Linked DNA regions of Homo sapiens: region 1 is linked to region 2. A link is a loop called in an ENCODE intact Hi-C map of the cell type or tissue named here. Cell type or tissue: PC-9. All regions are shown on one strand. Links, peaks and the distances in the headings refer to the core of each region. The heading gives the core; the rest is flanking DNA. Region 1 has its middle 14 kb from the start of HSP90AA1. Region 2 overlaps PPP2R5C (protein phosphatase 2 regulatory subunit B'gamma).

Region 1 (14,973 bases), core at 6,814-14,813, 330 kb before region 2:
AGAAAAGAGAAGTTAAAAGTTTTACTATTTGTTAATGATAGGATCAATATTTACAAGGCCCAAGAAAATCAACTAAAAAACTGCTATTAATAAAACAATTTTTAAAAAAAGAATTCAAAGCTAGGCACCATGGCACAAGGCTGTAGTCCTAGCTTGAGGTATGAGGATTGCTTGAGTCCAGGAGTCCAAGTCCAGCCTGGGCAACAGAACGAGGCCCAATTTTTTTTTTTTTTTTTTTTTTTTGGAGACAAGGTCTCGCTCTGTTGCTTACGCTGTAGTGCAATGTCATGATTATGGCTCACTGCAGCCTCAACCTCCCAGTTTCAAGCAGTCCTCCCACCTCAGCCTCCCAAGTAGCTGGGTCCACAGGTACATGCCACCACACTTAGCTAATTTTCTAAAATTTTTGTAGAGACATGGCCTCGCCATGTTGCCCAGGTTGGTCTCAAAATGGTCTCAAGCAATGCTCGTGTTTTGGCGTCCCAAAGTGCTGGTATTACAGGTGTGAGCCATTGCACCTGGGCTTCAAGGCCCCAATTCTAAAAAAAAAAAAATTTAAGAGAGAATTCAGTGAAATGATAGGGTATACAATTACAGAAACCAGAAGCCTTTATACACACAAAGACACAAACAGTATTACAGTGAGCATCTTCATACGTGCCCTCCTATGGATCCTTGTCAGAACTTCCCTTGGGTCTGTGCTCAGGAACAGGATTGGTGGGACAGAGCGTTCACACATTCTTCATTTGACTGAAACTGCTAGGTGGCTCTCCAGAACAGCCACACCAGCTGTCACACCCACCAGCATCCTTGCTAGTACTTGCCATATCCCCTACATATCCTCTGTGCTTGTGGAAAATGTGCTTCTGCAAAACCAGGGGCTAGGCTAGGAGTGGTGGCTCATGCCTATAATCCCAGCACTTTGGGAGGCCAAGGCAGGTGGATCATGAGGTCAAGAGATCGAGACCATCCTGGCCAACGTGGTGAAACCCCATTGCTATTAAAAATTCAAAAATTAGCTAGGCATGGTGGCGTGCACCTGTAGTCCCAGCTACTTGGGAGGCTGAGGCAGGATAATTGCTTGAACCCGGGAGGCAGAGGTTGCAGTGAGCCGAGATCATGCCACTGCACTCCAGCCTGGCAATAGAGCAACACTACGTCTCAAAAAAACAAACAAACCAAAAAAAACGGGCTAAACCAAGAAAGAAGCAAGCATGAGATGTAGGAAACAGGGATTCTAACAGGGAAGTGGTGAGAGGAATCTCTAGGATGTGCGGCAGGCCAGGGTTGGGGCACTACTGCTTCCAGACTCCCCACCCTCGCCTCCTTAAAGGGCTCAGGATATGAGGAGGAACTGGCCATAGGCTTAGTTGAAATTATTGTCATTGACAACAGTTCTTCTGTCTATAAAGTTTGAGTATTTGTGCCTTCTCTCAGTATCACTGTATATCATCCCCTAAGCAGTAGATCTATGCTTTCTTAGTTCTTCTTGCCCTAAGAATAACTTTAAAGACCTTTTTTATTTTCCTTAGAATTTCTGGCAAATTACAGCACAGTCCTCCTGACAGTATTTTTCAGGATTGTGTCATTCTTCAGGATCCATCTCTGATTATACTTCCCTTCATCTATATTTTGCCCATCCTCTCAAAACATTAGCTCAACAGGGTGGGCGCAGCGGCTCACACTTGTAATCCTTGCACTTTGGGAGGCCGAGGTGGGTAGATCACCTGAGGTCAGGAGTTCAAGACCAGCCTTGCCAACATGGGGAAACCCCATCTTTACTAAAAATACAAAACTCAGCTGGGCGTAGTGGCAGGCGCCTGTAATCTCAGCTACTCGGGAGGCTGAGGGAGGAGAATCGCTTGAACCTGGGAGGCGGAGGTTGCAGTGAGCTGAGTTGTGCCACTGCACTCCAGCCCGGGCGACAGAGAGAGACTCTGTCTCAAAAAAAAAAAAAAAAAAAAAAAAATTAGCTCAACAGGGAGCTCAGGCGGGCACACTGGTTTCCATTACTACTTCCCTCTTTTCATCTTCATCATGATTATTCATGATTGCATAATCAGGATTTCTTTTTAAAGAAGCTCCCTACTTGATATTAGCTGACAGAACAAAAGGTTCTTGATTAAATGATGGCTCTTCCCTGCTCACTGAAAGTCAAAAGCTAACAAAATACTTTGATCAAAAAATGGATTTTGATATCCATTGTTATGAAAATAGTGAAAAACTTCCAGGAGTAAATGAATAGTTTTGTGGACAGATGCTTTTAGTGGTCAAGAACCATTGATTGAGAAAGCTGTTTCTGAACAAAGAACTGGAAAAGCCAGGCTCTACCAATACACAATGTAAACGTAAATGAACCACACTGCAGGCACCTACTTTCACGGAACTCTCTCCTCCTTTGCCTGAACCGTTTCAACAGCTTTTTTTTTTTGAGATGGAGTCTCACTCTGTCGCCCAGGCTAGAGTGCAGTGGCACCATCTTGGCTCACTGCAACCTCAGCCTCATGGGTTCAAGCAATTCTCCTGCCTCAGCCTCCCGAGCAGCTGGGATTACAGGCGCATGTGCATACCACCACACCCGGCTGATTTTTGTATTTTTAGTAGAGACAGGGTTTCACCATGTTGGCCAGGCTGGTCTGGAACTCCTGACCTCAGGTGATCTACCTATCTCACCCTCCCAAAGTGCTGGGATTACAGGCATTAGCCACCATGCCCAGTCTCAAAAGCTTTCTAATTGTCTCCATGTGTCCAGACTTGTGACCCTCAAATCCAAACACAGCCATGAAGATCTACCTAAAACACAAATCTCAGAATGAATGACCTTCCCTGTGGACAGAGAACACACTCCCCACTGGCAGGCAAGCCCACACCTTGCAGATGCAGGCCCTGTCTCCCTTGCAAGCCCTCTTCCTGCATAGCTCCATGCCTACCAGCTGTGCTCTAGCCACCGCTAGCACCTACCATGCTGATTCTCACCTTTGTGCCTTTGCACACACGGTCCCCTCCATCTGGCATGCCTTCTTCCACTCTGACCCAGGTTGTTCCTTACTACTCAGTTCAGGCGCCATTTGCCTTTGGGAAGCCTTTTCTCGTCCTCACTGTGCCCCCATAACTCCCTGAGGCTATTTTACATCAGGGTATACAAGTACATGTTCTTGCATCTGTCTTTCCAACAGTGAGCTCCCAGGACGAGGAACTGGGTGTTCTTTGAATCCCCAGCCCTAGCAAAGCGCCTGGACATTGTAAACTAGATCAGTGTTTGTTGAATGAAGTTTGGTTTTTTTTTTGTTTTTTTTTTTTGAGACAGACTCTCACTCTGTCGCCCAGGCTGGAGTGCAGTGGCACGTTCTCACTCACTGCAATCTCCACCTCCCGGGTTCAAGCGATTCTCCTGCCTCAGCCTCCTGAGTAGCTGGGACTACAGGGGCGTGCCATCACACACGGCTGAATTTTTTTTTTTTTTTTTTTTTTTAGTAGAGATGAGGTTTCACCATGTTAGGCAGTATGGTCTCGATTTCCTGACCTCGTGATCTGCCCACCTTGGCCTCCCAAAGTGCTGGGATTACAGGTGTGAGCCACTGCGCCAAGCCAAGAATGAAATCTTGTCATTTGCGGCAACATGGATAGATGGGAGGTCATTATGTTAAGTGAAATAAGCCAGGTACAGGAAGACAAATACAACATGTTCTCACTCATATGTGAGAGCTAAAAAAGAGGTAGAGAGTAGAATGATGGTTATCAGAGGCTGGAAAGGGAAAGGAGAGGGAAAGATGAGTCGAAGTTGGTTAATGGGTATAAAAATACAGTTAGAAGGAATAAGTTCTGGTATTCAAGAGTACAGTAGAGAAATCAGTTAATAATTTATATGTCTCAAAATAGTTACAAGACAGGAACTGTAGTGTTCTCAGCACAAAGAAAAATAAGGAGATGGATATCCCAATTACCCTGATTTGGTCATTGCACATTACATACATGCATCAAAATATCACGTGTAGGCCGGGCGCAGTGGCTCACACCTGTAGTCCCAGCACTTTGGGAGGCTAAGGTAGGCGGATCACTTGAGGTCAGGAGTTTGAGACCAGCCTGGCCAACATGGTGAAACCCTGTCTCTACTAAAAATACAAAAAAAATTAGCCGGGCGTGGTGGCGCATGACTGTAATCCCAGCTACTCGGGAGGCTGAGGCAGGAGAATCGCTTGCATCCAGGAGGCAGAGGTTGCAGTGAGCCAAGATCTTGCCGTTGCACTCCAGCCTGGGCAACAGACTGAATGAGACTCCATCTCAAAAAAAATATATCACATGTACCCCAAAAATATGTGAACTGTTATACATCTATAATTTTTTTAAAAACCAACTCCATTCATGATCAGTATCATTGGCTCCTAAGAGGTTGTTTGGAACAAGGCTGCTGATGAGATTCATCCAAGTATCAAACCCACATTAACAATTTCTTTTTTTTTTTTTTTGAGACAGAATTTCAATCTGTCACCCAGGACAGGGTGCAGTGGTGCAGTCTCAACTCACTGCAACCTCCGCCTCCTGTAATCCGAACTCAGCTCACTGCAACCTCCACCTCCCATGTTCAAGTAATTCTCCTCCCTCAGCCTCCCAACTAGCTGAGACCACAGGTGCACACCGCCACACCTGGCTAATTTTTATATTTTTTTGTAGAGATGGGTTTTTGTTTTTTTTTTTTTGTTTTGAGACGGAGTTTTGCTTTTGTTGCCCAGGCTAGAGTGCAATGGTGCGATCTTGGCTCACTGCAACCTTTGCCTCCTAGGTTCAAGCAATTCTTCTGCCTCTGCCTCCCAAGTATCTGGGATTACAGGCATCTACTGCCATACCCGGCTAATTTTTTGTATTTTAGTAGAGACAGGGTTTCACCATGTTGGCCAGACTGGTCTCGAACTCCTGACCTCAGGTGATCCACCCCCCTCGGCCTCCCAACGTACTGGGATTACAGGCATGAGCCACCACACCCAGCCGAGATAGGGTTTTACCATGTTGCCCAGGCTCATCTCAAACTCCTGGACTCAAGCAGTCCATCTGCTTCAGCCTTCCAAAATGCTGGGATTATGGCATGAACCAATGCACCTGACCTCTACAAAACATTTTTCTTAAAATTAGCCAGACATGGTAGTGTGCGGCTGTAGTCCCAGCTACTCGAGAAGCAGAGGTAGGAGGTAGGAGACTCGCTTAAGCCCAGCAGGTTGAGGCTGCAGTGAATCATGATCATGCCACTGCACTAGAACCGAGACCCTATCTGAAAAAAAAAAAAAAAAAAATCAACTCCCACTTCTGCTTTTTTTTTTTTTTTTTTTTTTTTGAGACTGAGTCTCGCTCTGCTGCCCAGGCTGGAGTATATTGGCACCATCTTGGCCCACTGCAACCTCTGTCTCCTGGGTTCAAGTGATCCTTGTGCCTCAGCCTCCTGAGTAGGTGGGATTACAGGCATGTGCCACCATGCCTGGCTAATTTTTTTGTATTTTCAGTAGAGATGGAGTTTTACCATGTTGGCCAGGCTAGTCTCAAACTCCTGACCTCAGGTCATCTGCCCACCTCGGCCTCCCAAAGTGCTGGGATTACATGTGTGAGTCACTGCACCTGGCCCCCCACTTCTTTTTATTTTGTTTCTTTTTTGGGGGGTCTTACTATGTTGCCCAGGCTAGGCTCAAACTCCTAGGCTTAAGCAATGCACTCCCCTTGGCCTCCAAAGTGTTGGGATTACAGGCGTGAGCCACCACTCCCGGCCTTGAGTGCTTATTATGTACTATATTTCCCCATATTTTATCTAAAGTTAGTCTCTAGAATAATCATAGGAAGTAGACATTACTATTCCCATTTGATGAGAAACTCTCACAAGTCGTATGCGTGGCAGAGCCTCTTCTTCATACAGAGTGTGGAACAGGGAACTCGTGTCATTGATGCATTTAGCTTACTTTCCTAAGGGGCTTTCAAGGGGGACACTTCCCCTGGATTCAATTTTCCCCTTAGCCACTAACTTTGAAACCCAACCAGAATTCCAGACCCTTCAGTGCAGCTCTCCTGCAGTTGGTTGAGTCATTAGGATAAGTCTGAATGGAGCCTGGAATAATAACAACTAAGTTCTAGTTTTTGCTGCAGGCCCTCTAGCCCAGTCCAAGAGCACCTGGCCACCCAGAGAAGCACTGCTGGAGTGGGGGATCAGGCCATACAGCATCCACAGAGAAGCCCAGCTCCTTACTGGGACCCTGGTCCATTTCCCAAGTTGAACTTCCTGCAGGAAGAGAACATATCACATATTTTAATCCATTTGACAGTCACAGAGGAAGTCTAAGGAAGCCAGGGCATGCCTGCTTGGGGCTGTCCAAGTTCATCCTCTGCCGCCCTATCTCTGTTATGTTTGGTTTGGAAGTCCAGAAGATTGTGTTTATGTTCCCAGCAGGGCACCTGTTAACTGGTACCAAGAAAAGGCCCAAGTGTTTCTCTGGCATCTGATGGTGTCTGGATCCACCACTCTACTCTGTCTCTGGAAACAGCCCTTCCACGTCTCTGCATTCCCTGTCACCGCGTCACTGGCCTTCAGACAGAGCCAAGGTGCAGGGCAACACCTCTACAAGGATCTGCAGCCATTTATATTGCTTAGGCTACTGGTAAGTGGACTAAGGTTTAAAATTACTATCCTAAACATTTCTAGCTAATGTTAACCATCCATCCAACCAACCGGTGGTTGGAGTCACAGAAAGCTAAAACAATGTCACTCTCTTTATTGTTTATTCCCTGCCTACCCATCCACTGCATTGACATCTACTGAGGGTCCACTACAGGCCCAGGCAATGTCCAAGAGAGTCCCAGGTCCCTGCCTGGAGTGCATGTGACAATCATCATAATACAGGGCTATAGCGCATATATGACAAAGTGCTGTGGGAGAAAAGAGAAAGACAATCCAATCCCTTGGGCTCCCAGAAGAGGTGGCTTGTGAGCTGCGCCTTGAGCACCCACTCACGGAGGACAGCATAAGCAAAAGTGGGGAGGAATGTGGGCAGGAGGGGCGTGAAGAAGCGGGCAGTGGGGTTTGGAGTGACTGAACCCTAGGAGGGTGGTGGTGGCAAGAGATGATGGGGGAGTGTTGGAGGGGCCTGGGCAGGCTATGCTGAGGAGTTTGGGCTTGACCCAAAAGTCACAGTGAACCACGGAAGGGGCTGAGCATTGGAGGAACAGTCACACTCAGTGCCTTAGAACGTCACTCTGGCCTCTGGTTAGACACAGTGGGTGGAACATTTGCATTCATCTGTGTTCCTTCTGGAGCCCTGCTAATATGGCAGTGAACATTATATATGTGTGTATCTCATGCAGCCACAGGACAAAAGAATGAGAGAGGAGAAAGCAGCAGGGGAGAGAAGTGAACCAAATTTTGAATGCTGGGAGGAGATGGACAGTTGGTGACTGACCTTCCCTCAAGCATCTCTGGAGCCACAGCCCCCAGCCGGCTGTGTCCAGCACGTGGTAATTTATTGAACAAGAATGGGAGGTACTAAAATACTGACTAGAAGCTTTGTGATTTGTGGGTAAGGATACAGGAATTTCATTAGAGCCCGTCCCGCCATGTCAGAGTTTATACGTCTTTGAAGCTGGTCAGTTTCTTTAGAGAGGAACTTCACAGATGAGGAAATTGAAGTACATGGAAGTCAAGTAGTCTCTCCAAAGTCACATAGAGTGATAGCAGAGCAGGGATTTAAACTCATGGCCAGTAAATAATGAAAATATAGGATTACTAATCAAAGAAATGCAAATTAAAATCAGAGCTGGGCATGGTGGCTCACGCCTGTAATCCCAGCAGTTTGGGAGGCCCAGGCGGGCAGATCACCTGAGGTTGGGAGTTTGAGACCAGCCTGACCAACATGGAGAAACCCTGTCTCTACTAAAAATACAAAATTAGGCGGGCATGATGGTGCATGCCTGTAATCCCAACTACTCGGGATGCTGAGGCAGGAGAACCGCTTGAACCCGGGAGGCGGAGGTTGTGGGGAGCTGAGATCGTGCCATTGCACTCCAGCCTGGGCAACAGGAGTGAAACTCCATCTCAAAAAAAAAAAAAAAAAAACCAGACTGGAAATTTTGTTTTTTTGAGACAGGGTCTCACTCTGTCGCCCAGGCTGCATTGCAGTGGCCCAATAATAGCTGACAGAACCAAGCCCTGAGAGAATTCACTGTGAGCCTGACGCTCCTAACACTGCTATCCTTCCTCAAAAACCACTGGGAGATTTACCAGCTGTTCGGTTTTAAAGAGAAAATTTTTACATAATAATTGTTTTGAATATTTATAGTTCTTTTTTTTTCGAGACAGAGTTTTGCTCTGCTACCCAGGCTGGAGTGCCGTGGCACAATCTCAGCTTACTGCAGCCTCTGCCTCCCTGGGTCAAGCTATCCTCCCTGCTCAGCCTCCCAGTTAGCTGAGACCACAGGCGCATGCCACCACTGCCTGGCTAATTTTTGTATTTTTTGTAAAGATGAGAGTTCCCTATATCACCCAGGCTGGTCTTGAACTCCCGGACTCAAGCTCTCCACCCAACTTGGCCTCCCAAAGTGCTGGAATTACAGACGTGAATCACCATGCCCAGCCTACATTATAATTTTATTTTTGGAATTTTAAAACAGAATTTAGAAGAGATACCACTAATGACAGGAAACCCAGGGTCCCTGTGAGAACGGAGGGACATCAGGAAACCCGCCGCTGGGCAGTAGCACTAACGGGCTGACACTTGGGAAACAGAAGCAAGCATGAAGCGTCCACCTTCTCACTTAGTAAGAACATCAGCCACTGGCCTTCGTAAAGCAGAGTGTTCTTCACCAGCCCTAAACACACGTGTCACATTTAATTAGCTAGCTGTTTTAATGTGGGGAACAAGATTGAATGTTGACTGAAATGCAATGTTAGGGAGTTCTCTCTCCTGCATTTTTTTTCTTTTTGAGACGGAGTTCCGCTCTTGTTGCCCAGGCTGGAGTGAATGGTGCGCTCTCGGCTCACCACAACCTCTGCCTCCCAGATCCAAGTGATTCTCCTGCCTCAGCCTCCCAAGTAGCTGGGATTACAGGCATGCGCCACCGCACCTGGCTAATTTTGTGTTTTTAGTAGAGATGGGGTTTCTCCATGTTGGTCAGGCTGCTCTCGAACTCTTGACCTCAGGTGATCTGCATGCCTCGGCCTCCCAAAGTGCTGGGATTACAGGCTTGAGCCACCGTGCCCAGCCTCTCCTGCATTTTTAAGTGAAATACAAAATTGTTGAAAAGGTTTTCAATTTATAAGCAGCATGCTGTATGCTTTGGAGTGCTGCTTGGAATAATACATTATGAAGTAGCTTAGAAATTTTTTTAGTTGGCTATTATATATCCCTTAGCCACTCGAAGTATGAACTTAGCATTATGATTTGCCACAACTTATTAATTGGGACTGGGACACATCAGTTTATAAAACATTTGCATAATGCTTGCTTGCTCTAACTTTGGAGAAGGTACAGGGTGTTTGCAATGTGTGGAGGTTTCAGCTCATTCTTGCTCAGCTCTACTTAATAATCCACTTCTACCCTAGCTTTTCTGTCCTCTAGTGAAAGAGTTTAGAACTACATTAAGATAGAAATGGCACCTGGTCCAACTGTCCCATCCCTACTCCTCATTTTACAGACAACAAAACTGAAGCTTGGCCAGGTGCAGCGGCTCAAGGACTGTATCACTTGAACCCCGGAGGCGGAGGTTACAGTGAGCCAAGATCGTGCCATTGCACTCCAGCCTGGGCGACAGAGCACTTTGGGGGACCAAGGCAGGCAGATCATGAAGTCAGGAGATCGAGACCATCCTGGCTAACATGGTGAAACCCTGTCTCTACTAAAAATATAAAAATTAGCGGGGTGTGGTGGCACATGACTGTAATCCCAGCTACTCAGGAGGCGGAGGCAGGAGAATCACTTGAACCAGGGAGTCGGAGGTTGTGGTGAGCTGAGATCACACCACTGCACTCCAGCCTGGCAACAGAGATAGACTTTGTCACAAAAAAAAAAAAAAAAAAAAAAAGGCCAGGTGCAGTGGCTTAAGCCTGTAATCCCAGCACTTTGAGAGGCTGAGGCGGGCAGATCACAAGGTCAGGAGTTGGAGACCAACCTGGCCAATATGGTGAAACCCCATTTCTACTAAAAATACAAAAATTAGCCGGGCGTGGTGGCAGACGCCTATAGTCCCAGCTACTCGGGAGGCTGAGGCAGGAGAATCGCTTGAACCCGGGAGGCGGAGGTTGTAGTGAGCCGAGATCAGGCCACTGCACTCCAGCTTGGGAGACAGAGCGAGACTCTGTCTCAAAAAAACAAAAAAAAAGAAAAAGAAAAACAAACCCGAGGCTTAAAGAGAAGAGACTTGCCCCCAGGTCAGTCAAGGAGGAATAAAGAAGCCAACACTCCCTCTCCCTGGAGGTGGCAGGGAGGGAAGGCATCCGGAAGGGATAATGTTGACCTGTCTCCTAAAGGAGTGGCCATTTTCCAGGGAAGAGGAACAGCATGAGAGCAGAGGTGTGAACTAGCCGGGTGCTGGGGTGGGAGGGCCTTTTATTGCAGGGTTTGGAGATGAGGGCAGAAGCTGACAGGACCAGGTTATAGAGGACCGGTAGGCCCAGCCCAAGAGTCTATAAGGAAGTCTGCACTGAAACTCACAACCCATTCGTGACAAGGTGGCCTGATCAGGGTACCCACTACCTGGTCAATTGGCCACATAGGCAATTCCTGACAGCCAGGTGATCCCTGGCTAGTGTAGACAAAGGAACTATCAGCTCCCCTACCAGGCAGGAACATCACATCTGCTCATTCCTCCTCTAGTTTCAGTTTTAACCCACCCCACCTCGAGGGGTATCTGAGGATAAACAAGCCCTCTGGGCACTGGACGGACCAGCTAGGCCTGTTCTTCCACTGGCTGAACCAGAGGTTGCCCTTGGGGGGACTCAAAGGCCTCTGCTCTTGCATTGGCCAAGACCAGAACAGGAGCAGCAGTGGAGGGGAGAGCCAGCCTGCACCCACCCCCACTTTGTACCCACCACCCTATAGTCGTAAGGGAGATCCTGGGAGGTTTTGGGGAGGAGCAGGGAGGGCTGTCCACAATCCACAATCCCTGGCTCTCTCTACCTTAAGACTCAGCTTGCTTCAAATTTTCCTTTTTTTTTTTTTTAACCCTCCATTCTTTCTTCTTTAAAAAAAATTGCTTTTGCTGGGCGCGGTGGCTCATACCTGTAATCCCAGCACTTTGGGAGGCCAAGGGGGGCGGTTTATCTGAGGTCAGGAGTTTGAGACCAGCCTGGCCAACATGGAGAAACCCCGTCTCTACTAAAAATACAAAATTAGCAAGGTGTGGTAGTGGGCGCCTATAATCCCAGCTATTCGGGAGGCTGAGGCAGAGAATCACTTGAACCCAGGAGGTGGAGGTTGCAGTGAGCTGAGATCACTCCACTGCACTCCAGCCTGGGCGACAGAGCGAGACTGTGTCTCAAGAAAAAAAAAAATTGCTTTCTTCTCTTACACAGTTTCATTCCCACTCCATGAAAGGCTAGAAGCTTTGCCATGAACTTTTCAGGGTGAAACATTAATGATGGTGATCTATACTGGAGGTCACATAATTCTCACTTTCCTGATTCTCCCATACACAGGGAATAACGAAAAAATGAAATTCCTAAACTTCAAAGACATTTCCAACTGGAGGCCCCATATACAACCAATTAGCTGGCCAGTGGGTGGCGCCAAAGGTTTATCACGGCCTTTGGGCGAAGGGTTCCCATTTGGTCCCGCTGGAAAGCAATTCAGTTATCCATTCAGCACACATAGATGGCTGTGTGCCATGTGCTGCGTCTTGAGACGAGAAAGACAGAGTCTAATTTCAATTCACACCAGGGACTAAGAGCTGTGGAGGAGGCATCCAGAGTGAATTTGGCCAGAGCAGGTGATTTCCAAGCCAAGCTTGGCAGACACGTATTTGCCTGGAGAAGGGCATCGCAAGAGGTTCCAGGTGCATTTGGAGAACAACCCAGCATGAAGAGATGATCGGGGGCAGACCGTAGACCCTTGGGCTGCTGCAGTAATCAGAGTGAATGAAAAGGAATGCTGTAATGTTGAATCTGAGGGGCCCTGAGTGCACTTAGCAGGATCTGCTGCCCCTGGAGGCTGGAGGGAGGGGCGAGAGAATGGAGCTGCTGTGAGCTCGGAGGAGGTGAGGCTGGAACAAAACCAGAAAACAATGCAGCCACATATTCTTGGTGCACACCCCACCCCTACCTCCCTTTTCTCCGTATCTATTTCTCTGCCATGTTCTTAAATTACCAGGTCCCCTGGTCAGGTCTGACCATGGTGCCCCATTAGGCTGCCTTGGGGAACTCAGGTGGGTTGTGGGCAGGGCTGGAGGTGCCTTGGTGACATGTGGGTGCCCAGCATTCCAGGTCTGAGAGCACCAAGATCAGGCATGGAGATGGGCACAGGAGGGGGCCTCCCAAGGAAGGTGTGTGTTGCAGGCAGAGGTGGGGTCAGCCAGGCCCTGGGATTTGAATACCAAGAGAGGGACTACAGGCTCAGTGTCCTGGGAGCCCAGGGGTTTTCTGCACTGGGAAGTGGGCAGATGAAAACGGGAATGTAGAATAGATAAACCCAGCAAGACCCAGCTGGAAGTGGAAATGGTGTGGGGCCCTGAGGGCCTGGATCAGGGCAGGACCCTAAGCACAGAGAGAAAGAACGTTTTAAAGGAAAAATCCACCAGACTTGTCAGCTGTCAGAATGTGGGGGCTGAAGGCAAGAGATGAGTCAAAGATGACTCAGAAGATTTGAAGGTGAGTTCAAGGGAAAATGGCAGTACTTTGGGGAAGGAGTTCAAATTCGTGTCCAGGACCCCTGGTTCTGCTAGGAGACAGGAGCATGCCCAAAGGCATCCCACTTGTTTGTATGTTTCTGGCCTGTCCCTCCCCGACTAGAACAGAAGTTCCTGAGGGAGCTGCCTCTGCTCTGTCAGTTCTTTGTGCTTTACTCAGAGGGGCTCACGCACATCTGTCCCCTGCCTGACTCAGAGCAGATGCCAGGGGATGCAGACTGAGGCTTCCGCAGGAGGGAGGCTAGGGAGGCCTGCAGGTGAGGGGTGATAGGGAAGAAAGAGTCCCGCCACCCCTCTCCCACAGGTGCTCCCACACCCAAGCACCCCCAGGACTGGACCCTCTCACAGGCACAGCCTCCTGTCCCCCAGGCCTCTCTTCCTCTGAGATCCCAGGCTTTCTGGCCCTACTGAGACTGCCATCCTGGGAACCGTCTTTGTGCCCATCCATGCCTGTCCCATTGCCTTCCTTCTCAATACATCCCTTCTACCACATTCCTGCTCATGTTCCCAGCATCCTGTTCATTGGAGGCCCATCCACGTGGATGCGCAGCAGACACTGTGGTCCAACAAAGGTGACACTGAACCATTGGCAAGGGTCACCTGCCATCATCTGCCTGAGCCCTATGTTCCCCTGGTGAACACAGCCTCACCCACCCGGGAGCCTCTGGGGCTCCTGTGCTTCACCCTGTTAACTCGCTCCCCTGACCTCTCCCAAGTTTGCCCCTGCTACACCCACCAACTCTTCAGGGACAGGCTCTCCTCAGGTCTCATTGGAAGCGTGCTTCCTACACACCACGGTCAGAGTGGATGCGGGTCAGACTGCAGCTCCTGGGAAGATGCCACAATGCCTCCTATGATCTCCAGGCCACGTTTCCAGTCCCTTGGCCCCTGCCTACCTCTGACTTCAGCTCCAGTGGCCAACCCCTGCCCCAAGAGGGGCTCCGTGTCCCCCTACCCACTGCACTGAAGGAATTTTCCAGCCTCCATTTTCTTTTTAATTCTTGCCTTCTCACTGTTCCCTGGCTAACTCCTAGTATTCCTTCTATATTTCACCGCAGACCCTCAGGGCTCTTGCAAACTCTGTTCCCTCCCTCTCCTGCATGCCCTTCCCCACACTCCCTCCCCACAGCCAGCACCTGCCCTCCTCAGTGCATGGGGTGCCCCTCACCATCCTAGCACTCTTCAAGAGTTTCTAAGTCCACATATTTAGGTGGTGGGGGCTTTATGCCTGCCTCGACCACAATGGTCAGGACCCAATTTTGCTCCCACTTTGACCCAGGGCCTGGACATGGGCTTTTGGTAAACAGATATGAACAGAATGGTGAACAGACAAATAATGAACAGTAAGGCTCCATTTCTGGCTTATCAATGTGGCCAGACATTTTTTTTCAGCCGCACTCAGTGCTGCCAACAGTGGGAGGGGAGGGGAACGAGTTTGCCGGCTTCCCGGCGGCAGCATGTGGTGAATTCAAGAAGTGACCAACCCCAAGCCGGCCTTTGAAGGATGGGTTGAAACTTGCTTGGTGAAGTTTTGGTACTGAAGCATCCCGATTTTATAGTTACTCAATGGAAAAACTGGGTTGCTCCGTGGAAATCCACTTTAGGGTCGACTCTGAAACATCAATGGCCAGCACCCGCTCCCGGGTCCTCCCACCTTCCTTCTTTTTTCTTTTTTGAAAAAAGAAAAAAGACTCAGGCTGGAGTGCCGTGGCACAATCTTGGCTCACTGCAACCTCCTCCCCTCAGGTTCAAGTGATTCTCCTGCCTCAGCCTCCTGAGTAGCTGGGATTACAGGTGCATGCCACCATGCCTGGCTAATTCTTTGTATTTTTAGTAGAGCTGGGGTTTCACCACGTTGGCCAGGCTGGTCTCTAACTCCTGACCTCAGGTGATCCACTCGCCTCGGCCTCCCAAAATGCTGGGAGTAAAGGCATCAGCTACCTCGCCTGGCCCTTTCACATCCCTTCTATGGTCACACCTATTGTAGAGAGATTTAGACCAAAGCACAGAGAGGCTGAGAAGCTTGCTCACAGTCACACAGCCAGCGAGTGGCAGGACCAGAATTCACAATCTGGCTCCAGACCCGTGCTTTAACTGATGCCATCTTTC
Region 2 (14,973 bases), core at 4,507-12,506:
TTAATGTTTTCCCCACTCATACACGCAGCCAGGCCCCACCATCTCCTCAGTGTTCTTAAGGGGGTTCCCTTACACTTCCATCAGGCTTGGAATCCCATGTCTGCTTCTACAAAGAGATTCTGAGCTTGTTGAGAGCATGGACACATCTCATGTCCCCGTTATCTGCCAACACTCAGGCAGGCTCCGGAGCTTGCTGCGTCTCCTTCACACAGTCACTGTCTCTCACGTCCTTAATTCCAGCCTTCACACAACCACTTCCATGCACACTTGATGTTCCAGCAATACCAAACTACTTGTCCTCCCAGACAAAACCTAGTTTTGTATGTCTTTTCAGATACTTTATTTTTATTTTTAATTTTTTTGAGACAGGGTCTGTCTGTCACTCAGGCTGGAGTGCAATTGCACAACCACAGCTCACTGCAACCTCAACCTGCTGGGCTCAAATGATTCTCCTCCCTCAGCCTCCTGAGTAGCTTAGTCTACAGGCACTCACCACCACATCTGGCTAATTTTTGTATTTTTTGTAGAGACAAGGTCTCACTATGTTGTCCAGGCAGGTCTTGAACTCCTAAGCTCAAGCAATCCAATCTGCTGTGGCCTCCCAAAAGTGCTAGGATTACAGGTGTGGTGAGCCACCGCACCCAGCCTTGGATCTTTTAAAAGTGCATCTGGCTCAAGGTAGTATGATACTGGCATAAGGACAGACATACAGATTGATGGAATAAAATTGAGAGCCAAGCCCATTCACCAGGGAAAGAACAGCGTCTTTAACAAATGATGCTGGGACAACTGGAGAGCCATATGGACAAGAATAAAGGTGGATCCCCCCTCACACCACAGGAAAAAAACGATTTCAACATGAATCACAAACCTAAACAGAAGAGCTGAAACCACACAACTCTTAGAAGAATACAAAGGTAAAGCTTCATGACCCTGGATTTGATAATGGTTTCTTAGCTATGACACCAAGGGTGCAAGCAACTAAAAAGAAAACAGATAAACCAGACTTCATAAAAATTAAACATTTTTGTGCAAAGGATACTATCAAGAAAGTGAAAAAACCCACAGAATGGGAGAACATATTTGCAAATTATATAAGGGTCTAGTATCCAGAATATGAAAAGAACTCTAACAACTCAATAACAAAAAGAAAACCCGATTAAAAAATGGGCAAAGGACTTGAACAGGCATTTCACCAAAAAAGATATACAAATGGCCAAACAAGCACATGAAAAGATGCTCACCACCTTTAGATGTTAGGTAAATGTAAATGAAAATTACAATGACATACTACTTCACACCTGCTGGGATACCTATTCTTTTTCAAACTGAAAAATAACTTGTTAGCATGGCCAGGCACCATGGCTCATGCCTCTAACCCCAGCACTTTGGGAGGCTGAGGCAGGAGGATTGCTTAAGCCCGTAAGTTCAAGACCAGTCTGGGCAATATAGTGAGACCCCTTTTCTACATTAAAAAAAAATAGCCAGGTATGGTGGCATGCACCTGTAGTCCCAGCTACTCAGGAAGCTGAGGCGAGAGGACAGCTTGAGCCCAGGAGTTCAAGGCTGCAGTGAGCCATCATTGTACCATCGCATTCCAGTCTAGGTGACAGAATGAGACCCTGTCTCAACAAAAAACAAGGGTCATAAAGGACGTGGAACTACAATTGGAACCCTTGTATATTGCTGGTGAGAATGTAAAATGGGGCAGCTGATATGGAAAACAGTTTGGTGGTTCTTCGGCAAGTTAAACATAAAATTACCATCCAAAGCCAGGTATGGTGGCTCAAGCTTGTAATCCCAGCACCTTGGGAGGCCGAGATGGGTGGATCACCTGAGGTCAGAAGTTTGAGACCAGCCTGGCCAACATGGTGAAACCCCATCCCTACTAAGAATACAAAAATTAGCCGGGCATGGTGGTGCTTGCCTGTAATCCCAGCTACTTGGGAGGCTGAGGCAGGAGAATCGCTTGAACCCAGGAGTTAGAGGTTGCAGTGAGCTGAGATGGCGCCACTATACTCCAGCCTGGGCAACAGAGCGAGACTCTGTCTTAAACACACAAACAAAAATGACCATCCATATGACCCAGCAATCTCACTCCTAGGCATATACCCAAAAGAACTGAAAACAAGTGTTCAAACAAAAATCGGTACACAATGTTCACAGCGCATTATTCACAATAGCCAAAAGGTAGAAACAACTCAAATATCCATCAACTGATGAAATGAAATGTGCTATATCCAAACAATAGAATATTAGCTATAAAAAGGAACGAGCGTTTGGGAGGCCGAGGCGGGCGGATCACGAGGTCAGGAGCTCGAGACCATCCTGGCCAACATGGTGAAACCCTGTCTCTACTAAAAATACAAAAATTAGCTGGGCATGGTGGTGTGCACCTGTAGTCCCAGCTACTCGGGAGGCTGAGGCAGGAGAATTGCTTGAACCCGGGAGGTGGAGGTTGCAGTGAGCCGAGATCACGCCATTGCACTCCAGCCTGGGCGACAGAGCAAGACTCCATCTCAAAAAAAAAAAAAAAAAGGGAATGAGGTATGACGCACGCTACAACATGGATGGACCTTGAAAGCATTCTGCGAAGTAAAGGAAGCCAGACACAGAAGGACAAATATTGCATGATTCCATTTCTATGAACTATTCAGAATCGGCACATCTACAGAGAGCAGACTGGTAGCTGCTAGAGGCTGGGGGAAGGGGAGTGAGGAGTGACTGCTGGTGGGAATGGGGCTTCCTTTTAGGGTGAGGAGGACTTTCTGGAATAGGTGGTGGAGAGGGCTGCACGACCCGCTGAGCATCCTTGAGTCTTCTGGGCTTATGGTGAGAACAGCAAGGGCCCCACGAAGACAGGGAGACACACACGCTTTGGGAGGATCAGCTGTTCTCAGTACAGAGAAGGCATTAGTGTTGGCTGAATAGGAAGTGAGAAACAACAGGTGTGCTTCCTCAGTTTAAGTGTTTACTCCTAAAATAAAAACTGGGTATCTATCTTAAAATGATAAGAAATCGCAGTAAAAAGGTATGATACTGTTTAGCGATCTGGTTTGGGCAACATCTAAAAAAAAAGGACTTGATTCTTCCCCTTTCGCCCTCTTCTGGAATGCTGGTTACAGGGAACTCACTCAGTGAGGGGAGAGATGACCTAGAATTTACTTTGGCCTCTTGATGTCTGGCTTAATGATGGGAAATTATTTTTCAAACTCAGTATTATCTGTCAAACCCAAATCAAAATAGTCGGCCCTTCCCTTCAGTAGAAGCCACTGAAAGTCGGTGGTCCCAGAGGGTTCCAAGCGAGCACTGTGGCCTCCACGTGTCTGAACAGTGGCTGCACACGAGCACCAGCTGCATTTTCTAGGAGGAAGGCGGGGGTGGAGTGGGGGGGGGGCACAATCTGAAATGCTATTTGAGACACTTGTCGGCCACTCAAATGGAAGCTACGGGAATAAAGAGGAAGTCGTTCCCTCCCCTTCCCAGAGCCTCTCCACTGAACAGACACGGGGTCCCTGGGGGAGGATGTGTCTTGCTGTGAGGATCTGGGATTCTGGAGTCTCTGGCTGGGGGAAGGAGGTGGTGGGGGTGTCTGGAGACAAGGAAAGATGAGGTGGCCAGTCCACATGGCAAGGCAAGGTGTTGCCCAGAAGGGCCTTGAAATTATGCAGGAGTTCAGGTTCCTAGCCAGGGTAGGTGGACTGCTGGCCCTGGGCCCAGCCCCACTGCCAGGCCCACAGGGAGGTACAGAGGCAAAGGGTGTTACCTGCCTCAGTGGTACATGGTCCTCTCCCAAGTCTTCCCAACAAGCATGGCTGCACTTCCTCAGGTAGAGGAAACAAGATGCCAGAGGTGTCCCTCACGCTCAGGGACAACGCCCCATTAGTTTCTAACAGAGACACAGCAAGCCCGAATGTCCAAGTGCCCTCACACCCCACAACCTTCCGTGCAGCCAGGCAACAGCACCCCAGTATATTGGGAGTAAAAGGCAATCTGTGCAGCAGATACATGGAAGTCTATTAGTTTCTCTACTTTGAAATATTTCATGGAAACAGCAAAATGGGCAACTGGATTTGTGACAAAGCCTCTCTCCTAGATGTTTTATCATATAAGGGATTTACCAAATGAAACAAGCAGCTCTTTCCCTTCATTTAAACACTGCAATTCTCAAAATTCACAACTAGATATAAGATATTTATTGTTCAGTTGGGCAGGGCCGAATCACTGATCTCTCAGTATCTCTTAGATGGTGAATAGAGTCAAACAAAAAAGATACCTCTTCCACAGACCATGGCTAGTACTGGTTTCAGATACAGGCCCAGGGACCAATACTAGCAGCTTCTCCAAGTGCTGAACCCGATTTGGATTCCAGTAGGCCGCGGCTGGGAAGCCACAGCCCATGAACCACATCTGGCCTCCTGGTTATTTTTGTAAATCAAGTTTTACTGGCATACACTCACGTCTGTTTATCCACCTGTTGTCTGTGGCTTCTCTCTTGCTGCAACAGCAGAGTTAAGTAGTTGCAGTAGAGACCACGCGCCCCCTGAAGCCTTGAATATTTACTATCTGGCCCTTTACAGAAAAAGGTTTACTGATTCTCGTGCCAGGACAACAATTTCTGGATGAGAGGAAGAAATAAAGGAAAACAGGACAGATTTCCCTGATCAAGGTCGATGATGCACTCACAATCAGCAAACCTCCTGAGCCTGCCTTACAAGTGAGAGTGAAGGAAGAGGCAAGTTACGACCTCCAGTAATAAAAAGATTTGCGGAGGCAGTCACTGGTGCATCTCAGCATAGCAATATTCAACAGATGCAACTTCCATCTGGCAACCACAAAGCAGCGTGGGGCTGGAGGGAGAAAGCAGGTGCTCTGTCCCTACAGAATCCCCCCGAGGCCACGCACTCAGAGACTGGGTATAGCAGAGAATAGGAGTGAGATATGCAGCTGAAAAGGAGATTGATGTTAGGTCTGAATACTGATCTCTCCATAGCCACCTTATCCCCACACACCTTCTCTGCAGAACATTGGTAAACTGAGTGGTTATGACAAGAAAAAGGGATTCTCCAAAGAAACCAGTCTGTCTAGGAAAAACTAAGGCTGCTAATGTAGGAGCTGGCACCTCAAAGCAAATTCTCTGCAGTTTAGTCTCTAGGGGCCAAAAGTCACAAGAGCCAGCTCCCAGCCAAGGCCTCTAAAGCAAGTGGTCAGATGACAAGCCCACCCACAGCCAGCTGTGCCAGTGCCTCATCTTTGCCTGTGTGAACAAAGAAACCCTTCATCTGAGAAGCAAAGTCTTCCAGTTGGTCTCCTTGTTCAGCTCTTGCCCCTCGTTCCCACATAGCAGCTAGGAAGATCCTCTTACTTCCCTACTCAAAACACCCCAGTGGCTTCCCATGACCCTCAGAATAAAAACTCAAAGCCCAACCAGACTCAGTGGTTCATGTCTGTAATCCCAGCACTTCGGAAGGCCGAGGTAGGAGGATCGCTTGAGGCCAGGAGTTTCAGACTAGCCTGGCTGACACAGTGAGACCCCTTCTCTACAAAAAAATCCAAATATCAGCTGAGCATGGTGGTGTGCACCTGTATCTCAGCCACTTGGGAGGCTGAGGAGGGAGGATTGCTTGAGCCCAGTAGTTCAAGGCTGCAGTGAGCTAGGACTGCACCACTGCACTCCAGCCTGGGCAACAGAGTGAGACCCTGTCTCTAAAAACAAAACCCCAAAACAACTCCCCCTCCCTGCCAAAATCCCAAAACCCTGTCTAGGCAGGCTGTTTATAAGATCTTACCCTACCTTGTCTGTGCTCGGCTCCCTACCTCCATCCCTCCTGCTCTGCCTACCCTCACTTTTCCTTAGTCAACTGAACACCTGGCAGTGGACACGGCAAACTCACTTCCTCCATGGGGCCTTTGCACTAGCTGCTGCCTCTGGCTGAATGAATATCTTGCCCTAGATCTTTGCACTGTGGCCTCCTTCTTGACATTCACATTTCACTTTTCATGTCATCTGCTTGGTGAGACCATCCTTGACCACCTGAAGCAGCCTCCCAATCTCCAGCAGAGGGGCTGCCAGAGGGTCCTGTCCACCAGTGGTGTGTGGAGCTATGTGAGTGGTTTTGGTTGTCATCATGGTATTGAGATCCCCAGGGCCATTGCTCTGCAAAGGTGAGACGCTCTCACGCCCAATGTCACTAGTGCCCCGCAGAAAACACCTGCAGCTCCACACTCCACTTCTGTGCCCTCACTGGAGGCAAACTCCACGAGTGCAGGAACTCTGCACCCGCAATGGTGCTCAGCACATGCCAGGTCTCAGAATGAACCTGCTGGATGACTGAGAATGAAGGAATCCCCTGGAGGGAAGCCGCAATGTCAGAGAAATCGGCCAAGATAAACAGGAACATGATACCGAGAGAGGGTATGATCCCTCCAGGGGACAGAAGGGGGACCTGACTCCAGAGCCCAGCCTCTGCCACATTGCACAGCTTCCGTGTTCTGGACAGTGGCCCCATTCATAATCAGCAGGACAAAGTGGCTGTGCTCTGTGAAGCAGGTCTGAGAATGGGAGGAAGGTGAAGGGAGAACCTTGATTTCCGTATTACTTTATTTTTTACTTATTTATTTTTTGAGGCGGAGTTGCATTCTGTCACCCAGGCTGGAGTGCAGTGGCGCAATCTTGGCTCACTGCAACCTCTGCCTCCTGGGTTTCAGGGATTCTCCTGCCTCAGCCTCCTGAATAGCTGGGACTGCAGGTGCATGCCACCACACTCGGCTTTTAAAAAAAATTTTTAATAGAGATGCGGTTTCACCATTTTGGCCAGGCTGGTCTCGAACTCCTGATCTTAGGTGATCCACCCGACTCGGCCTCCCAAAGTGCCAGGATTACAGGCGTGAGCCACTGCACCCAGCCGCATTACTTTATTTTTTAACCCAAAATAAATTTTGTGTTTTGAACCCAAAATAAATAAATAAATAAGAGAAAATGTCTATAAAGAAAGACTAGGAGGACAAAAGGTCGTGACTGCTCTTGGGTCTGTCCAAGTCCCGCTCCTATGGGCAATGGAGTCTTTCTCGTGTGGGTATCAGGTGTAGGCCAACCACAGACCAAGCAGTAGACAGGGCCTCCCTCTCGTCTCACCATGCATTCCCTCTTCTTCTTGCCCTCCTCTTTCCTTAATTTTATCTACTTCCTTCTCTTTTGCCAATATAAGTCTTCTCTTCCTTTAAATTTAACCTTAAATTTGATATTTCATATTAAGAAGATTGATAGGTAACAAAATAAGTTCAATTAAATTAAATACACTCCCATAAGAATTATTTTGGAAAATACTGGTAGGGTCTGAAGTAGCTCTGTCCAGCAGAACTTTCTGTGAAGCTGCAAATGTTCCACATCTGCTGGTCAACAGAGTAGCTGCTGGCCACATGTGGCTACTGAGCACTTGAAATGTGGCCCGTGCAACTGAGGGACTGAATTATTTACATAATTTTAATTTTCATTAATTTAAATTTAAATTTAAAATAGCCATATGCAGCAAACAACAAACATCTTGGCCAGGGCAGGTCTAACCCCTTCAGAGCCCCTTAGTAATTTGATATTACCACCGGGCCATGCCAGCCCTTGGTCAGAGCTAACACCTGCAGGCTGCAGGGTATCTGAAATTAATCTCTTGGGGGCCATTTTTGTGTTGTTGTTGAGATGGAGTCTCACTCTGTCACCCAGGCTGGAGTGCAGTGGTGTGATCTCAGCTCACTGCAACCTCTGCCGCCCAGGTTTTCAAGCAATTCTTATGCCTCAGCCTCCCGAGTAGCTGGGATTACAGATGCCTGCCACCAAGCCCAGCTAATTTTTGTAGTTTTAGTAGAGATAGGGTTTCACCATCTTGGCCAGGCTGGTCTTGACTCCTGACCTCATGATCCACCCGCCTGGGCCTCCCAAAGTGCTGGGATTACAGGCATGAGCCACCGTGCCCAGCTGCTCAATCTTATATTAAGGAAATATATACAAGATAGTGTGGTGGCACACACCTGTAATCCCAGCTACTTGGGAGGCTGAGGCAGGAGAATAGCTTGAACCCAGGAGGCGGAGGTTGTGGTGAGCCAAGATCGCACCACTGCACTCCAGCCTGGGCGACAGGGTGAGACTCTGTCTCAAAAAAATACACACACACACACACACACACACACACACACACACACACACGAGATGAAGAAAAAGCCAAATGCCCTTAATAAAGCATTTTTTTCCCCTTCTGGAGAGCTTAATTTCTAGGCTTGTTCTCTCACTCCCCCAGGTGGAGAACATGAAGATGACAACGCTGTTTGGATTTGGGAAGCAGCACTTCCTTCACTGCAGGAGCACTGGAGAGTCTCTGCTTAAAACAACATACTGATAGGAACGTGTGAGGTGATTAGAGAGGACACTGTGCTAAACCAGACACCGCTGTGCCCTGCCCTTTGGCAGGTACCCAGTGTTTAAGGAAACACTGGAGACCCATCTTCGAATTGAAATATTCCAGATGAATCTTCCCTGTGATTTAGGAAAACATCACCGCATTTCATGTTGGTGGCAGACTGACTCACTCAGCTCCGCTAAGGATGCAGGTGGAAACCTTTCCACCATCACATGGCAGGGCTATAAGTTGCCATTCACCCTGCTGTTGCTTTAATGTAGGAACTTTGAGCTTCTTTCTTGAACTGGAAAATTTTAGATTTCATATCATTTGCTTGATGAGCTCTTTCTAGAATTGCATATACCGTAGCGAAGCTTTTACTGAAGAGGGAGAGGAATGCTGATCTTATCTATTGGCTTTAACCATGATACACACCCTAGGGTCCAATGTGCTTTCTGGAACTCCATAATTTTATGGTAAGCCCGTGTCTCCCTAGACGCTTTAAAGCATCTGATTTTCTCACCCAAAGCTCCAGGTGGCTCTTTACATGAAATGGGTTCCATCTTGTCCCATCCACTCAAGGACAATAAGATCTAACTGAGTGGGGGCCAAGTTACTCCCAAGTACACTGGATGTCCAGAAGCAACAGGTGCTACACTTCAAAAATGATGGAAACAGCCACTACTTCAGTTCCTAACAGGTCTTTATCTCCTCAATCCTCAACACAGTGCTCGCACAGAACAAGACATGCTCAAAACAAACCCTATCTTATAAAACATATTAAATATATATGTAGCTATGCTCTACTGAGAAACATTCCCAAAATAAATTAAGAAACACAAAGCATAAAAGATCACAGAGAAACCTTTACAGTCACTGCCACATAATGACATTTCAGATAACAACAGACTGCACAAATGATGGTGGTGCCTTAGATTGTAACACCATATTTTTATGGTATCTTTTCTATGTTTAGATATACAAATTCTTGCCATTGTGTTACAGGTGCCTACAGGGTTCAGTTAAATGACATGCTGTACAGGTGTGTAGCCTGGAGTGACAGGCTATTCCATATGCCCTAGGTGTGTAGCAGACTACCACCTAGGTTTGTGTTAAGCACATGCCATCATGTTTACAAAACAACAACATTGCCTAACAACACAGCTCTCAGAACGTACCCCCTCATTAAGTGATGCATAACTGTATTTAAATGGAAATCTTATTTTGAAGTGCTTTAATTAAAATAAGATCTTATGAGGCTATACTTTTTACCACTGACCTTTTAACCAAGATCTTATGAGACTACACTTTTTTCCACTGAATATGTAAAAGAAAACTAAGAAAAAAACCAAAATACTCTACTTTTTAAAATTTTCCCAAGACATTAGAAAAAAACCTAAGTACCATAATCTTCTGCTTTAGTATACTGTTATTTATTTAAAATGAATTACACTGAATAAAAATTCTACATTAGAGTTCCCTTATTGGATCAAAAAAGTGATAAATAAGCCTCTTAATAAACAAGTTTTTTATTGTTGTTGCTAATTTACAGTATCAGAAAAATCAGCAACCTAACTGACTTCAAGGTCTCCTTTTCAGTACTTTTAAAACCCACCAACTCAATACTTCTTGACTCTAGGCCCTAATATATATGGCAAGATCAAAGAAGACTCGAGCTCAACTGATGCCTTCAAGGACTGCATCTAGCTAGGAAGGCAAGTCACAGGGGAACGAAGGTCATCTAACACAGTGTACATGACACAGAACTGCATACAGCCAGCCGCTGGTCTAGTAAGTAATTGCTATAAGCATTTAAAATATGGAAGACACACAGTCCAAGATGGTGAGAAACAGCTTCGCTGAAGTTTCTGGATAGATGAGCTTGAGTTGGAGCTAAAAAGATGAAAGGGGCTGGGCACAGTGGCTCACGCCTGTAATCCCAGCACTTTGGGAGGCCGAGGCAGGTGGATCATGAGGTCAGGAGACCGAGACCATCCTGGCTAACACAGTGAAACCCTGTCTCTACTAAAAATACAAAAAATGAGCCGGGCGTGGTGGCGGGCGCCTGTAGTCCCAGCTACTCGGGAGGCTGAGGCAGGAGAATGGTGTGAATCCGGGAGGCGGAGCTGGCAGTGAGCGGAGATTGCGCCACTGCACTCCAGCCTGGGTGACAGAGCAAGACTCCGTCTCAAAAAAAAAAAAAAAAAGATGAAAGGATTCAGATGGCCAGCAGAGAATGGGGGTAGAGCATTCTAAAAGAGGGGTTCTCAAAGTGTGGTCTGGGGTGTGTCCCTTGACCCTTTCAGGGGTCCACAAGGTCAAAACGGTTTTTATGATAACATGAAGATGTGATTTGCCCTTTAAAGCGTCATTATGGGGAGTTTTTCACAGGCTACACATACGAAATCAGAACAGCTTGCGTGCAGGGGCAGACAGCTACCTTCGATGGAGCCGGACGTTAAACAGATTAGCAAAAACAGAGCCATGCCACTTTTCTCAGCAAATTAAAAAAAAAAATTCTTTCCACATAAATGTTTTTTATGTCAACATGTAATGGGTGTTACTGTTATTATTAGATGAACTATTTAAAAACGTTCAGCTTTAATTTCTAAGGAAAAATATCGGTAGATAGATATAACTCACTAAATAAAAGCTCTTTGGGGTGCTTGATAATTGTGAAGAGTATAAAGGAGTGATCTCCCTTCTGTGTGAGCACTCACTGCTGTTCTAAAGGAAATATAATGCTCAGATGAATATGTGCCAGGCATGGTTTGTAAGCAAATGTACATATTTTGGAAAGGTGTCTTTATAGTGCAGTGGCTCAACAGGGGGCGATTTGATCCTCCAGGAGACATTAGACAATGTCCAGACAATGTCTGGATGCATTTTGGTTGTCACAGTTGGTGGGGGCAGTGGGCCACTGGCATCCAGGGGTAAGGCCAGGGATGCTGGTGAATGTCCTACAAAGTAGAGGACCACTGGGCAGCCCCACAACAAAATATCTTGCCCCACAGTCAAGTGTTCAGATGGGAACCCTTGGTCTAGAGCAGTGGAGGTCACAAAGGAGGTACCTGGGGTCTACCGACCTTGCAGCTTGTGATGTAGGACAGGAATGGGGGCTAGAGAAGGGAGCTGCCTAAGGAAGAACCCACCACTCCCTCAAGCCTCAAGGGCAGCAAGCTCAGGACATCTGCCTCCTAACAACCCCAAAGCTCGGGAGCTGAGGCTGCGGCTGCCAGGGATGGATCCTCCCCGCAGAACCTCTTTCTGATGCCCCTGGGCTCTAAGGAAAGACCATGGGGAGGCGCTGGGAAGAGGGAGCCAAGACGTGGCAATTAAAAGCAAATGATTCCATTTACTCCATAATCATTACATATGAATTTCAAAAAGATTTTTAAAGTATTACTTCTCTTGGTCTTCTCTTTCACTCAAGTTCAGCTTAGGGTTGTATGGAAAAAAAGGTGGGAAGAGACTGATGGAAGCTAAGGCATAGGGAGGTTCTAGCGAAAGCCCCAAGCTCAGAAGTGAGCCTACAGGGGTGTCAGGGGCTCTCCTTGGAGGAGTTGTGCCGAACAAAATGACTGTCCTTGTCCTCCTCCTTACTCAGGTAAAAACTCTTGCTACAGAGACTGTGAAAAGGAGTATTTCTTGCAAAGATATTTTTCATAACAATGTTGTTAACATTTAATGGGTGTATTATTAAATATTTTTAAAATTTCAATTTTAATTTCTAAAAAAATTACCCTTCCGCCTAGCACCTATGCGACCTGAGGCGACTGTCAGTCTCCCTAGGTCTAGACCATCAGGGAGTGGTGGCACTGGAATGTAAAGGGACAGATTATAACAGGAAAAAATTTACTAAAGGTAGAAGGTGGCAAAGCTAGCTAACGAGTTGGAGAGAGGATTGTTCTTTCTCTTCAGCAACAGATATTATGTAAGAGTTGCTGTAGAGACTTTCAAACAAAACTAAGCTGAAGCAGGTGTAAAATACATGACAATACTCAAACGACCTTTAATGTGCTTAAAACGAATCACTTTACAAAAAGCATGAACACTTCTAAAAATGTAACATTGGACACAGTACACACACTTAAAAGAAACAACACCCACCTATGGTCTGATCTTACAAAATGGACTTGAGGAAACTCAGAGCAATTTATTAACATTCTAAATAATCATAAAATGTGCCTAGTTATGTTTCCACAGATTTGAAGGTTACACTGAGAACAGATGCTCAAAAGTGAGTCTCCTTTGTCAATCTCCACAGAATTTTCCAACTTCAAGTGACCCATGAGCCCGTTTTTTGCCTCTTTCCTTAAGACTTCCTATGAAATAAATCAGCAATAAGTAGTGGGAAGAAACTTTTATTTCCAGGACACGTGTGCAGAAGCAACAAGTCAAAATTAACCATTCTATCTGAAAGAGAAGAAACATGTACCAACACATGTCATTCAAGGAGTAGAAGTTTCTAGAATAAGGCAAAAGTTACAGGGCAGCAGTTATGACCTTTAATAGAACTTTGTTACACTGAAAGATACAGCCTGCCATACTTGCAGGGAAAATGTCTTTCAAGAAGGGTAACACCCAATTTCTTCCATACATTTAAAAATAGCCTAATCTTAAACTTATCAAATCATTTTAGGGATGAGAAAACAGGGTCACACAAGTTAGGTGACATCATTTATGGCAAAGCAAGAATCGGCATGTTTATTTTCTAACCCCCAAGCTGAAATATTTTCCACTGTACCACTCTACCCTATACTCCAGGACTTCATCTTTCTTACTGAAAAACCCAAACCATCAAATGTCCCCTTGTTCTACCCAAGAATTGTTCTGCAACATACGCCACCTGCTTTCTTGCTTTCTATGAGGCTGAAGACTAGACAGGCAGGAGTTTATTATACAGACCTGCCATATACTTGAAGTAGTGTGTTAAGTCAACCAGAGGCCAAGTTCTTGAATGCTTTCTCTGTTTGGATTATTTCCACGCTGTCTGGCTGCTCTGCCCTGGACAGGTCCCTGCTCTGCACATCTCTCAAGGCTGAGAAGCCCCAACTAGGGTAACTGTCCCATCAGAAGGTGAGTTCACTGGGTAATGGGAGCAACTGCTCATTGTGAAGGTGACATGATGTTAAAAGGCTTGAAAGGGGCTGCATGGTGGCTAACGCCTGTAATCCCAGCACTTTGGGATGCTGAGGCAGACGGATCACCTGAGGTCACGAGTTCGAGACTAGCCTGGCCAACAAGGTAAAACTCCGTCTCTACTAAAAATACAAAAAAAAAAAAAAAAAAAAAAAATTAGCTGGGCATGGTGGCAGGAGCCTGTAATCCCAGCTACTTGGGAGGCTGAGGCAAGAGGATCACTTGAACCCGGGAGGTGGAGGTTGCAGTGAGCCGAGACTGTGCCATTGCACTCCAGCCAGGGAACAAGAGTGAAACTCTGTCTCAAAAAAAAAAAAAAAAAGGCTTGAAAGCAGCATGGGAATGTCAAGCCTATTTAAATTGTTCAGGTTAAAATATTCAAGTTAAGAGTAATACTGAGAGAGAGGAGAGGGAAAAAGTGTGCAATAATGGTTTAATTCACCTGCATGAGTCAATCATATTTGGTAAGTGGGTGGAACTAGAAGTGAAGCAGTGAGCTGAAGACTGAGGGGAAAAAAAACAATAATAAAATTTAAGGGTCAACTCAAAGGTCAAATGAACAGAAGTGTCCCAACTTGTATTCCTGAAAAACAATTTACACAGTGATCTGCCAAGTGTCAAGCTTAATATGCCAGGTTGCCTCTGGTATCCTTATGAGGAAGCAGTGAAGGGCCCAACATTTCAGTGTTTTCAGTGGTAATTTCAAGCTCTGTAGCTCCAGCTCTTAGACAGTAGCACTAGAAAAAATACAAAAAGACAAGTGGGGCATCATACTCAGGCACTGCAGGCCACACCGCAGGTCTCACACGGCTGGCAAACTGCTTTCAAAACACACATTTCACATAGTAGTGATTTTGGTATCTTTGAACTACTGAGATTTTTCAGGTTTAAACTTAACATTATTCATCCTTACAGCCAGGATCTTCCCACTAAAAATAGAAATAAATGATATATACACACTGATGCTCCTTTGTATAAGGAATATAGCTAAAGTAAGAGGATATAGGCACATTAGCAAGAAAGCTCTGGGGAGAAGAAATCTTAGCAGTTTTAATGAAAGATCAAAAGACCAAAAAAAAAAAAAAAAAAGGCATATAGCATATACCTTCATAAAGCACCTACATTTCATCTTCATCGAAATGAATTTAGTCAAAAGGGTGACAGGGAAGAAAGAAACAAGTCAAATCCCAGCATGGCACAGTAAACCTCAGTTGTCTGCTATAAAGACAGGGAGGGACAGACTGGCACAAATGATCCTAACTATTGACATTTAAGGAATCTTTTGGATTTCTGCTTTTTGCTTTGGGGAGGGCAACAGATTTGCTGGAATAAACCACCTGCTGAAGAGGAGGGAGGTTCAGAATACACCAAATGATAGAAAAGAGAGAATGCAGGGCTAAAAAAAAGTCCACTGCAGATCATCGCCAGTTAACTGTGTTTCCCA

The links. A loop is a pair of places that touch in the nucleus more often than their neighbours do. Peaks named below come from ENCODE experiments on the same cell type or tissue, not always from the same donor. Only the 100,000 strongest peaks of a DNase experiment are listed, where the experiment ranks them.
Region 1: it touches region 2 in a loop (5-fold over the local background); 22 of 110 quality-filtered maps call a loop at or near these places.

What each region holds. Positions count from the first base shown.
Region 1 is chr14:102,093,534-102,108,506 of GRCh38, reverse strand. It overlaps a transcript of HSP90AA1 not described here. Among named protein-coding and RNA genes, the nearest start is that of HSP90AA1, 14 kb to the right of the region's middle. RefSeq lists a silencer at 11,724-11,823. In PC-9, for the core only: CTCF peaks have their summits at 9,583, 11,543 and 11,744 (motif pointing right); DNase peaks (open chromatin) are centred at 10,896 and 11,776; H3K4me3 peaks cover 1,405 bases; H3K27ac peaks cover 2,362 bases.
Region 2 is chr14:101,764,447-101,779,419 of GRCh38, reverse strand. The region is part of intron 2 of PPP2R5C (protein phosphatase 2 regulatory subunit B'gamma); the gene reads right to left. LOC107984658 (a long non-coding RNA gene) reads right to left here. Exons shown (of 2, transcript XR_001750901.1): 2 at 12,371-14,266. Among named protein-coding and RNA genes, the nearest start is that of PPP2R5C, 10 kb to the right of the region's middle. In PC-9, for the core only: CTCF peaks have their summits at 8,083 and 8,283; DNase peaks (open chromatin) are centred at 6,459 and 8,289; H3K27ac peaks cover 1,132 bases.